2 separate regions of the Homo sapiens genome follow, and region 2 is linked to region 1. Evidence: read pairs that join two places in POLR2A ChIA-PET (ENCODE). Cell type or tissue: CD4-positive, alpha-beta T cell. All regions are shown on one strand.

What was found. ChIA-PET counts read pairs that join two places held together with the same protein. Peaks named below come from ENCODE experiments on the same cell type or tissue, not always from the same donor. Only the 100,000 strongest peaks of a DNase experiment are listed, where the experiment ranks them.
Region 2: POLR2A ChIA-PET joins it to region 1 with 10 read pairs; 7 of 35 experiments call an interaction of 5 or more read pairs at or near these places.

The regions. Positions count from the first base shown.
Region 1 is chr4:148,375,091-148,377,590 of GRCh38, forward strand. All of the region lies in intron 2 of NR3C2 (nuclear receptor subfamily 3 group C member 2), which reads right to left. Among named protein-coding and RNA genes, the nearest start is that of NR3C2, 66 kb to the right of the region's middle. In CD4-positive, alpha-beta T cell, no CTCF peak of the experiment used is centred here; a DNase peak (open chromatin) is centred at 1,241; H3K4me3 peaks cover 828 bases; H3K27ac peaks cover 897 bases.
Region 2 is chr4:148,051,688-148,054,187 of GRCh38, forward strand. All of the region lies in intron 20 of ARHGAP10 (Rho GTPase activating protein 10), which reads left to right. Among named protein-coding and RNA genes, the nearest start is that of MIR4799, 270 kb to the left of the region's middle. RefSeq lists an enhancer at 322-2,500. In CD4-positive, alpha-beta T cell, no CTCF peak of the experiment used is centred here; a DNase peak (open chromatin) is centred at 984; H3K27ac peaks cover 1,854 bases.

The DNA.
Region 1 (2,500 bases):
AAAAATAATTACAATATACATTTAATTTCTACTCAGACCTAGAAGTTTCCCTGTACAAAATTCATCAATAAAACTGCAAAATCGGCTGGATGCAGTGGCTCACGCCTGTATCCTCACCACTTTGGGAGGCCGAGGTTGGCGTATCACTTGAGGTCGGTAGTTCGAAACCAGCCTGGCCAACATGGTGAAACCCCATCTCTACTAAAAATACAAAAATCAGCCAGGCGTGGTGGTGGGCACCTATAATCCCAGCTACTCGGGAGGCTGAGACAGGAGAATTGCTTGAACCCGGGAGGTGGAGGTTGCAGTGAGCTGAGATTGCACCACTGCACTCTGGCCTGGGCGACAGAGCAAGACTCTATCTCAAAGAAAGAAAAAAAAAAAAACCCTGCAAAATTTAAAGTATTTGACAAGATGGTATTTATATCAAAAATTTAAAATATATTTGACAAGATGGTATTTACATCAAAAATGTATCTACTGATTTCTGACATCTCTCTTTTTTGTGAGAGGCATGTCATTTTAATAATGCAGATCCTTGGTGTTTTGCTCGTCTATTTTAATACGCATAGCAAATAATTCTTTCAAAAAATACAAAATTTCCAAGCTTTTTCTTGAATTAAAAAAAACAGTTTCAAAAGAGACACACCCTACAGCTGAAAAGCAGAACTCCGCACCCTTCCCTGTGCCTCTTTTCAACTCAGTTGCAGCCATACAAATTCCAACACAAGGGGAAGCAAGTTACTAATGTCAAAAATAATGCAGGTGCATTAAAAATGAAATCTAAGACCAAAGTATTCTAAGATCACTATAAGTGAAACCAAGATAATATCTCTGACATTAACAAAAGAGAATTAGGAAGTCACCAATACAAAATCAATTTTTAAAGTAGAATGCTATTAACAAATATTATGAATTCAACTCAGTTCTCATCCCACTTTTCTACTTCAGTCCTTTACATTGGTCATGAAAGGACATAGCTCTTTTAAAATTTAAGAATAATAACGTTATTCTGCTTATTTTAAAAGAAATCTATTCAAGGTCAGGAGTAAGGCAAAAAAAAAAAAAAAAACCCACGACGACTGGGCATTTTAACCACAACAACTGTTTTTCTCTCTTGCCATAGATGAAACTCTTTGGTGTAGAAGGAGAAAGTAAATAAAAGGAAGGAAGAACTGTAATTCTTGAGCCTGTGCCAGTTTACAGTATTTAAAAAAAAGAATCTGCGCCACAGCTTGGCAGTTGGCCATATTTACAGTAAGCTATCTAGTGTTTTGCCCAACAGGAAGAACAAAGGGCTCAGTGTAGTGCTGCTGGTTTTGTGTGTTTCAAATATTGTAGAAAGAAAGAAGGAATGTAGCCCCACATGCAATAGACCCTTTCCTTTTTACATTTCTCTGTCCTCAGTGACTCTCAAAATATGGCCAAATGAGTCTTTAAAAGGGTAAGAGAGAGCTCCAAGAGTTTTAGCTTAAACTTTCAGTAATCATTTATTTTACTTATAAAAATGCAACCTATCTATTAATTTAGTTTTAACTTTAGAATTTCAAAAGCTTAAGCATGATGTTTGGCAGTACAGGTAGTTCTGCCGTCCAAGGGCAGCTAAACCTGAAACAAAAGCTTTAACTAAAATTTTGTTGGTAAGATTTAATACATATCCTTATGTTATTAGAAATTTTTAAAAATAGACTAAATAACAGAAAAATTATATTAGAGAGTCAATCAGTACTTTAATACAGGATATTCCTAATTTATTTTCAGTAATGAAAACTTAGTTTTATAACCAACATATTAAAATCAACAACAAAAACTCTTTTTCCTCAAAGTTATACTTTTTTTGAAATTATGCCCAAATAAAATGGAAATTAAAATTAAGTATACTAATATTTCAATTTCTTTACATATTATATCTGGGGTAACATATTTGCTTAGGTCACACTTTTTAAATCTTGACTACCAATATAAAAGACAACATATTTCTAATTTAACTTTTAGTTTTCTCACTGACATTTTATTCTGGTAGGGAAGGAAGACAAAAGAAAGGTAAATACATATGATGTATAGATTATTAGATAGTGATTGTTGCTAAAGAGAAAAAATAAACGAGGAATGAGGGGATGTGATTTGGGGCAGGAAGAAGAGTATAAAATTTTAGATAAGAGTTCAAGGAAAGTGTCTCAGGAGGTGAATGTGGCATCCACACCTGCATGGTATGAGGGCACTAGCCTGTGGCTAATGTGGAGAAGAAAACTTAATGATGGTGTTTCCTATGGAATAAACATGTCTTTTCAATTATTGTGAAGCTCTTCCCAAAAGTAGGGGACAGCAAAGAGAGTTTTATTTAAAAATAGATGCTGTCCACAAACTGAGACAAGGGATTGGCTCAGTGGCAGAGGGGGCACAGCAACTGGCAAGAATGTGAAAGAGAAAAGGTAAGGAAAAAGCAGATGAATTTGGGGGAAGCAGCAAAGCAGTAGGCAGCTGGGAAATGATGCAAAGA
Region 2 (2,500 bases), 320 kb before region 1:
CCTGAATGTTGATATCTCTAAAGCATCTATCCCAGCTAGTGCCTCAAGCTGTCGTTGTGCCACTGAGATTTGTGCCTACTCAGACTTGATGTCAGTTATTTAAAATCACTAGATAACACCTTCCTATTCCCATATACAGCCTTGTGCATGTCATCATATACTTTGTGTGCACTCACTGGTAACCATTTTTATTCTCGTCAATGCAATCACTTGTTTCCTTTAAATTGGGCAAATGAATGGGGGGTTTCTCAGAGACAGCTGCTTGGCATTTCAAATTACTTGACTGTTGGTTCCATGATTGCTTTTCAGGAAGTCAATAAATTTTGCTGGGAGATACCAGAGTACCCCGCTCCCCCAAATATGATTTGTGGCTTAGTACACCACAGTAAACTGTGAATGATTTGCCTAAAGTTCAGAAAAATAATCATTTTAGATCATTTTTAATAGATTTCTGTGAAGTCTGGTGCCTACTGAGAAATTACAGGGTGGGAGTCACTGGCAAACCCTGTCTTCACTTCCTCCTTTCCTCTCTCTCTGTCTTTCCTTCTTCCCTCTCTCTCCTCCTTCAGAGAGGGCTTCCTCAACCCCAGCACTCCTTGAGGGCCAGGACACTCAGTTCACCCTAGAAGTTGGTATCTTAATCTGATTATGTAAAAAAAAAAAAAAAAAGATTTATCTTTTAAAAGTGTTTTTTTGCACATTTGCTTTTTTTTTTTTTTTTTTTTGGGCTAATTGACCAAAATGAACATATACTGCTTTTGTAATAAGAAGTGGGAAGCTCTGTAAATTTCAGGTCAGGAGAGGGTGATAAGTAACCTAAAGGAATGAACTTCCCATTGCAAAAACTTCCTGCATCTTTCTTGGTTAGTAGGGGGATGATTTCCTAATAAGATGAGCAGCTTTACTCTGTTTACTTGTATCTGGGCCCTGGTTACAGAATGCAGTGGGTTACACTGAGATCTCTAGGAGAGCCTAGTGCCTTCTTGTGGAAGGATGTGGTCTCTGATTCTGGGTACTGTGAAGAATGAATTGGCAGCCAGTACCTGTTACCATACCTAAGTAAACAGCAGGGTCACTTAGATAGTGGAGGTCTAAGGGAGCTCAAATCTAAGGAAGAACAGGGGCCAAATGAACAGGAGGAACATGCTGCCTTGCTGTGAGCCCACAGCAGCCTGTTAAATTCTGCACAGAGGTTAGCTCCTTCCCCTACCTCTTGGGGGTCTGGGGATTTGAGGGAGTAGAACCTTTGGCTTTAGCAGAGGCTGGTGGTTGAGGCTGCAGAAAAAGTATTAGATACCCTCTTGGCACTTCCAGGCTGAGAGACCATGGAGCATTTAGTATTATGGGCCACCAGACTTTGTTTCAGCTATTTTGTAGATGACGTTTCATCTTAATGCTTGCATCAACCCAGTGCGGTAGATATATCTTCATTTTTAAAAAGATTGGAAGGCGCAAAGGACATAGGAAAATTGGCCCAAGCCACACAAGCAGTAAAGGACAGGTGAGTTTGACCCCTCATGTGTCTGCCCAGTGACTTGTTTTACTGTAGAAATTGAAATTGTGCAGTTGCATATGGGGACATTGCTTGAATTGCAGGTATTCTCCACCCTGCCCCGATTCTGAAACCCAGTGAAACAGCCATGGCTGTCAACTGGTCAGTGCCCTTGGTTTGAAGAGGGAGCACTGACCTTACATTAAGTCATGTGGCTGTGGTTTATAATTATCTATGGGGAATAAACACTTGAATCTGGTTGCTGCGCATTTATCATCTAACACCTTGGCTGAGATGCGGGCGGGAGGGCCTTCTCCCCCACAGCAGAGCTTGAGAGACTTGGAAATTTGATCTATGCAACCAGGCAGCATCCATAATCTTTTTATGAGTAATATGATATTCGGTTGTCTCCCTTCAGCTTCAGAAACGCTCTGGAAGTGATTCTCAGGGCCTGTATACTTGGCCATCTACCATCACATTGTCTATTCACATTCAGTCTGGGGGTACAACTTTTGTCCTGTGTGTTTCCTTGAATTTCTTCTCTCCAGCTTTGTATAGAAATTATGCTATGCCGACTGCCTGGCCCCTTACATGCTTCGATACACATCCATTGTGGCTTGCTGGGGTATTTTTGGTATCTGCGTTGTGTACTTGGCACTTGCGTGTGGCCTAATTCGTGCCTTCCTTTGCTGTGCTGTAGCTGCAGGTGCTGAAATTTGGAGGTTTTATTTTTAAGTCAGAATGTTGATAGTCCATGTAACTTTAAAGCCCTACCATGAAAAGATGACTTCCCAAAATAAAGACATGTCTGAATTTTGTAGTAGCTTTTCCACTGCTTAAGACTTAAAAACAATTAAGTCTTGCATCAGTCATTTTTGGTTTTTAGTTTAACTGGTTTTTGTTGTTAAAGATTTTCTTACTTGATGCCATTGTTGTAATTTATTATTTGCTATTCATAAATTGGCTGTGTCTCAATATCTAAATAAAGTAAGGACCTCATGGGCTCTC